Regions from separate parts of the Mus musculus genome. Here region 1 is linked to region 2. A link is a contact called in ENCODE Hi-C data. All regions are on one chromosome and are shown on one strand. Each heading gives the region's core, a stretch centred on a gene start or an enhancer-like site at or near the end of the contact. The rest is flanking DNA. Distances are from core to core; before and after follow the strand shown.

The links. A loop is a pair of places that touch in the nucleus more often than their neighbours do.
Region 1: a loop to region 2 is called in a map of heart, with 4 times the contacts of the local background. The contact joins the promoter of N6amt1 here to the promoter of Atp5j in region 2. A Hi-C loop is called at or near these places in 2 of 37 maps with a recorded cell type or tissue (heart and v-Abl transformed pro-B cells).

Annotation. Positions count from the first base shown.
Region 1 is chr16:87,352,201-87,355,572 of GRCm38, forward strand. It overlaps N6amt1 (N-6 adenine-specific DNA methyltransferase 1 (putative)), which reads left to right and starts at 1,985. Exons shown (of 6, transcript NM_026366.2): 1 at 1,985-2,186. The coding sequence starts at 2,053.
Region 2 is chr16:84,833,595-84,837,461 of GRCm38, forward strand. It overlaps Atp5j (ATP synthase, H+ transporting, mitochondrial F0 complex, subunit F), which reads right to left and starts at 1,428. Exons shown (of 4, transcript NM_001302214.1): 1 at 1,215-1,428. Gabpa (GA repeat binding protein, alpha) reads left to right here and starts at 1,530. Exons shown (of 10, transcript NM_008065.2): 1 at 1,530-1,949.

The sequences.
Region 1 (3,372 bases), core at 735-3,234, 2.5 Mb after region 2:
TAATAAGTAAAAAAATAAATAAATAAAAATAGGGGCCAGGCTGGGAATATAGTTTGGGGGTAAAATGTGTACATATCATGTCTGAAAACCTAGGCTCAATGCCCAGGATCAAAAACAAACAAACAAACAAACAAACAAAAGAGTGCAGCCATTCATGGTGGCTCATGCCCTTAATCACAGCACTTGGGAGGCAGAAGGTAGAAGCTAGGGGGGTCTCTGTGATTTAGTCAGACCAGCCAAGGCTATACAATGATACCCTGTCATCCCTCCCCTGCAAAAAAAAAAAAAAAAAAAAGGGGGGGACAATTAAGCATGAAAGTACATACAAGTCACAAAGGAAGAAATTCCCTAGATGGACATATGAACCCAGGCTTAACCTCAATCAGCAATCGGACCAAATCAATCTAAAACAAATCTCTAATATTAGATCAACTCATAAATCTGCCACCAAAAGATGTTAGGAGTATACACAAGTATGGTTAGTTTGGAGAGTGATGGGGCACTATCCAGAGAAACTGAACCGTATGTCCACTAACAGATCTCCCACCAGGAACTGTGTGTACAGCAGTGGGAGAACACTAAGGATGTCAGTCTCAAGAATTGCAACAGACAAACCTGGAGCAAAGTCAACCTTCACATACATAAAAACAAATCCTCTGGGAAACAACTGAGAAAGAACGGCTATTTCATTTCATTGCTTGTATGCCAAAGACATTTTAAGGATGCATGTGAAAATAACAAATTCTCGCGGCACATGACACTCTAAAAAAATATTTCCGTATTATATTTAGATGTTTGTGCATGTGTGCACATGTATGCTGCCATACCCTTGGAGGTCTGAGAACTCTAAGAATAGGTTTTCTCCTTCCACTGTGTGAGTCTCAGGGACCTGCTCCATGTGCTCAGGTTTGGCAGCACCTACCTGCCTTTTACCAGCAGAGCTTTCTTGCCATTTTCAAGTCTGTATTTGTGATGCCGCCAGAGAACAGAAGATTTAACTCCCAGGAACTGGAGTTACTCTGTTTGTGAACCACCTGCTGTGGGTACTGGGGACCAAATTCTAGTCCTCAATAATAGCCTTATTCCAGAACCATCTCTCCAGCCCCTTACATTTTTTTAAAGACTATGATTTTCTGTATGTTATTTTTTTGCCTGTATGTATGGGCACAACAGTGACACTGACGCAGGAAGAGCAACAACCTGGAGCTGGGGTTATAGGGAGTTGTGAGCCACCAAACAAAGGTGCAGGAAACCAAACTTTTGTCTTCTTCAAGTGCAGTACAAGGTCTCAACCCCTGAGCACTTCCCCAGCCCTCCAAACCATTGTCTCTGTTTTGTTTCATTGTTTTTCGGAGACTGGATTTCTTTATGTAGCCCTGGCTGTCCTGGAACTCTCTTTGTAGAACAAGCAGAGATCTGCCTGCCTCGGTCTCCAGAGTGCTGGGATTAAAGGCAAGAGCCACCACAGCCCAGCCCAAACTATAATTTCAATGAATGAAAGTGTTATCCATGTATAATATTGTCAAATACAAAATAAAAATTAAAAGTCATAAAAGCTGGGCATGGTGCCACAGCTTTTATAGTCCCAGCACTCAGGAGACAGAGGCAGGTGGAGGATCACTATGAGTTCCTGGCCAGACTGGCCTACATAGTAAATTCCAAGACAGTGAGAATCTGTATAACAAAATTAAGCAAATAAAAGTAGTCATAATCTTATAGATGGGTATTTACATTTCAGTTGCTTAAAAAACAATAAATTTTGTAAACACTATTTTTGCAAGTGCTTACAAGTTTAAAAGGGAAGAAACTTTCCAAATGTCATTAGAATAAAGCAGTCACCTTAGTACAAAATAACTGACGATGCTCAATATTAGGGTAGCCGATAAAAGTAAGCACAAGTTGAAAACGGATGTTAGAGGTTGCTTAAAAGTTCCAGAGAGCCCAACAAGCTCTTTCACCCCAAACGCCACCCAGTGTAAGACAAAAGCGCATGCGCAGCAAGCCTGACGCGTGCGTACTCAACGCCCGCCCATAGGAAGCGGAAGGGAAAAGATGGCGGCGCCGAGTGTCCCCACGCCGTTGTACGGGCACGTGGGTCGCGGAGCCTTCCGCGACGTGTACGAGCCAGCGGAGGACACGTTCCTGTTACTGGACGCGCTCGAGGCGGCGGCGGCCGAGCTAGCAGGGTGCGAGGAGGGTGCGCGCCTCAGGGGGAGAGAACGGGGTGGCCGGGAGGCGGAAGCCGGAACTTGCCGCCCTCCTCCGGAAGTGGTGGGCCGGCCTACTTTCTGGTGATTGACAGCAGAGAGGGGTAAAGGAGGCGTGTCCGGCGGGCTGGGGTTAGAGCATCGCTCAGATGTTCCTGCGGCTTCAAGGTCACCCTGCCCTGCCTTTTAGCTGTTAATCTGAAGAATGTAAACGCGCCTCTGAGGAGCAGCCGGAGTTTAGCAACCAGAAGCAAGATGTCCCAAAACTTTCCTAATTTTCTATTTTAATTTTTTTAAGTGAATATGTAAAACTCGCCTTAGTGCAAGAATAACATCCTCTAGCAAAGGAAGAACACATAAGGATCAGTGAACTATTAAATTCACTCAACCTAGTCAAGGAACAACCACTAGCCGTCTGAGCACTTAAAGTGTTATTGCAACTGGGATTTTTTTGTTTTGTTTTGTTTTTTAATTGAACTGTTAGAATTTTAGTTGCATGTGGTTAGAACTATTAGGGAAGGTTTAAATAGTCACGTGCCTCCGCCGGTAGGATTTTCACTAGCCTGATTTGTTGAAGGATTGGCCATAGCTTTAATTGACATAAATAGTAAATGCCCACATGTTAACTTTTCTGAGAAAAGAATTTGAGCTGAGAACGGGAAAGATGGCTCAGCTGGTAAAGGCACTCGCTGTCAAGCCTGCAGACCTGAGTTCCGGCCTCAGAAACTACTACAGGTTGTTCTTGGAGGTTCAGTTACAATGCTGAGGACCATTCTGCACACATACATATAATCACTCTAATAAAATAGTTTGCCGAAAGAATATGGGTCATTAACTTAATGGCCAAGATTCCTACTGGGTGTCTCCAGAACGAAATAGCCATCATGTTTATTTATATTGTCACTTTTTTTCTGCCTATAAAACCAGTCTTTCTTCATAGATGGTGGAGCATTTTGAGCTACTGGAATATCTCGTGGAGCACTGAATTGTAACTTGAATGCTCAAAACAGCTCAGAAAAATTTACAGCTACAAATTGCATTGCTTCGTATGCTGTAATAGAGCTGACCTTGTTACAAAGGCTAGGAATTCTAGTTATTTTTGAGACCGTAATGATTATTTCCATAAAGAAGGCACCTGGTAAGATTCACAGACTTTACTATGACC
Region 2 (3,867 bases), core at 178-2,677:
ACAAGACTTTATAATAAGAACACCACACTTGATTCATCCTGGAAATCTAGGAACACACTTAAGACATAATTAGTAAGGTATCAAGAATTCTTTAGCCCTAAAAATACTGTAAAATACTTCCATATTGTCCACTTAGGAAATACTCTCTAAGTGTTAGGGGAAGGTGCTTCTTTCAGTCTTGCTTATAGGTGATTAAAAAAAATATGTCTAAAGAAGGTTGTTTACCTAACATTCCACAGTCAACCTGCTCCCAATCTAACTGCCAAGACGGTCATTTCTTCTACAAGACAGGGAAAATACATTTTCACTTTCAATAACGCACCATCCCAAACAATGATTTCCAATCCCCACGTCTAATTTAGCGTACTCTCTGAACCCCAAACATACATGTATACTCACCTCCTAAGTCCTACTCAATCGTTCTAACAGTGACCACATTCTCTCTTACCAAAACTACTTGTTGTTTCTCCTTCACTGCCTTTCACTTTTTCAGATTAAATAGAGAATGCGATCTGTTCATGATCACACGGAAGACAAATGGCATCCTAAGTGTAGAACACCATTTGGGACAAATTCCGTACTGAATTAATATCCTGCACTAGCTTGCTGCTTGTTAGAGGTCTGATAGTAACAATATTGGGGAAAGCATGGTGGGGGTGGGGGTGGGGTAATCAAAGTTCAAACCCAGAGGTGTAGCTTTGGGAAGGCGCACGGCTCTCCTATTTATAGCGGTTGACTGACCAGCCTAGCCGAAGGCTAGTCCCTTTGCTGCTCGTGAGTATCTAATCATAAAGTCAATCGACAAAGCATGACTTCTAGATTGGATATAAAACTTTTAGGATATCACCATCGCCCTTTCCTGTCTTAGGAGGCTCGATCGCCGCCTGCATTATTCACAAGCCTGTGGCGCGCCGTGACCTTGGGCTGCCCCAGGCGGGCTGCAGGCTCACCACCCCGTCTTTTCTGCTTTTCGAGTCGGCCCGCTCTGCTCCCAGGAGAGCATTCACGGTCTTATTTAGTGAGCGTAAGGCAAATCTGAATACCCAGCAGGGCCGAGGTCACCTGTGACCCCAGGCCAGGCCAGGACGGTGCCAAGGACACGGGGCTGCGCTCTACTCCCAGGGCAAAGGTGACGGGCAGCCCTCTCTCCTCGTGAAGAAACCCAGAAGCTCAGTCCCAGGAGGCCGAGCTAGCCCAGTTACCCTCCCAGTCACCTTGCACTGAGTCCCGAGCTGCCAGAGTCACCGCCGCCGCCACCGTTCTACTTCCGGCCCTGGCTCCGCCTACACACGCCTACCCGCCATCGCAAGGCACTATGGGCCGCGGCTTCAGTCGTTCGACGCTCACCGGACAGGAAGCGCCTCGAAGGGAGTCTGCGACCGGACGCCTCTAGGTGAGACAGAAGCCAAACAGGAGGAGGAAGTGGAGGGTAAGTGCTTCCGGGTCCCTCAGCTAAGACTCCGCCATCTTTCCTACACTTTAACTTCACCCCCTTTTCCCTCTTGGAGACACTGCACTGTACGCATGCGTATTCTGGCCTGTCCCCTAGTTCAAGCTCCCTTCGGAGTCAGCGTCCCGATCCTTGGGGTTGGGGAGGTGGATGTAGGGTGGGGGTACAAAGGAGCGCGTAAAAACCAAAACCAAAACAAAACAAAAAACCAAAGCGGCTGGGGGGCGTTTGTGCCTCGTGAGCCCCGTCGTCGCGGGCGTTTCGGGCCGCGCAGCCTGCTGGGAGTTGTAGTTCCAGGCCCGGGGGTGCCTGGGAGGCGGGAGAGGGGCTGGGGTTCCTTAGCGCCGATTCCACGGGAAGGGCCCCGGGACCTTACCCTGCTACTCGCGGGAGCGGCGCGGCTCGCCCGGAGAGGCGCTGTACCTGGAGCCCGCGCCGCCGCCGTTCCCAGCCGGCTGTGGAAGCGCGGGCTAGGGCCACGGGACGAATTCCGGAGCTGGTGAGTTGCGGACGCGGGCTGGCGGGGAGCGCGGGCCCGCGCGGGCGGCCTGGTTCCGGGGCTTGTCCCCCCCCGCGGCCGCCTCTGTGTTTTGTTTCCGCTGGGTCCCCGGCGCTGCGACTCCCATTTCCGTTCGTGGAGACTTGAGGGAGCCTGGTGGGGAGGGGCGGGAGAGGCTGTGCGGGAAGCCGAGGGGAGGGGCGCGGGGAGCGGCGTGGCCCGGGCCGCGTTGCGGGACGCGGCGGAGTCGCCCGTCGCACGGGCGCGGTCCAGGCTCGGCGCGCTGGCCGAGCGCACAGCCCCGGGCGCTCCCGGGTCTCTCGGGAAGATGCCAGACCTGTCTGTCACCCGAGTCAGCCATCCCCGCACTAGCAGTACCGATTGCCCTTCTGGAACTGTCCTAGAGTCGCATCGGTGCAATCGTTCTAATGCATAGGATGACTTTCTGCGTCTTTCCCGAAGATGTCAGTGAAAGTTACTGTACCTTGCCAACTTCCCCCACTCCTCCCCCCGACCTTTTTTGGGGGTTGGTGTAGTGCAGTGAACACAACGATGGAGTTTAGGGGATTCCACCCTTAGGGTCCACAGCATAGAGAATGGTGCCAGCGCATCGTTTCACGATGACAAACAGTCATTTGAAACTAAATCCTTAGGTAGGCCAGTGAGATGGTTCGACAGGTAAAGGCACTTGCTGCCGAGCCAGACTGTTCAGCCTCTGGAATCCAGATGGAAGGAGGAGAGAACTGTCTGCTCTCTGACCTCCACAAGTGCGCATGCGCACCTTATAAGTGGTGTCTGGGTACGTGTAAGTTTGTGTTGGGTGTCACTTTCTAGCCTGGCTGACCTTGAACTTGCTATGTAGATTAGACCGGCCTAGAGTTTAGAGGCCTATCTGCCTCTATTTTCTGAGCGCCGGCATTAAAGGTGTGCACTACCTTGCCTAGCAAAATAAGTGCATTTTTTAATTGGTTATTTTATTTATTTACATTTCAAATGTTGACCCCTTTCTTGGCCTCCCCACCTCAATTTTTTTAAAACAGGTAGATTGAGCTAATGACAGGACTGACTGCTGGCAAGAGGAAAACATTTATATAGATCCCCCTCACATTCTTAGGTACCCCATGCCACTAAACACTGGCCATTTTTTTAGCACTTCTTTTTTCTTTCTTTTGTATTTGTATTACTACCTGGATGCCAACTGGATTTACGTCCATTTTATCTTTGCTACAAGTACAGACGCGTAACTTGGGGATACATAGTCGTGACTGAGTCAGTTCAGTAAGTACTGAGTGCGGTAGTAAGGTTGAGGAGCCCAGGGGGGCCAAGTACTGGATTCATCTGAGTCTCTGGCAACTGTACAACAAACCTACAGGACCGAAAAGAGGAATGGTAGTTTTGAGAACTCTCATGCTCTTCCCCAGAAGGAGGTTTTTTGGGGGAGTGAGGGGATTTCAGACAGGGTTTTCCTGTGTTTGGCTGGCCTTGAACGCTGATGCACCTCCCACTGCCTCCCAAGTGGTGGGATTAAAGGCATGGACCACTGCCTTCTGGCTCAGTTTTTAACTTTTTAAAAAATTAATGAATTCATTCACTTTATATCCCAATTGTCTCCCTCCCTGTCCTCCCCCTCACCCCATTACTCCTTCGAAGGGGAAGGCCCCCCTTCAGTATCCATCCTAGGACATCCAGTCACAGTAGGCCTAAGCCTGCCCTCTCCACTGAGGCCCAACTGGTAGTCCAGTTAAGGGAACGGGATCCATTGCCAGGCTCAGAGAAAGCCTCCACTCCAGTTGTTAGGGACCGACGTGAAGACCAAGTTGCACATCTGCTGCAAATGTGTAGGTGGCCTAGGTCCAGCCCCTGCCTGTGCTTTGGTGGGTGGTTCATCTTCCATGGCTCCAGGTTAGTTGACTCTGGA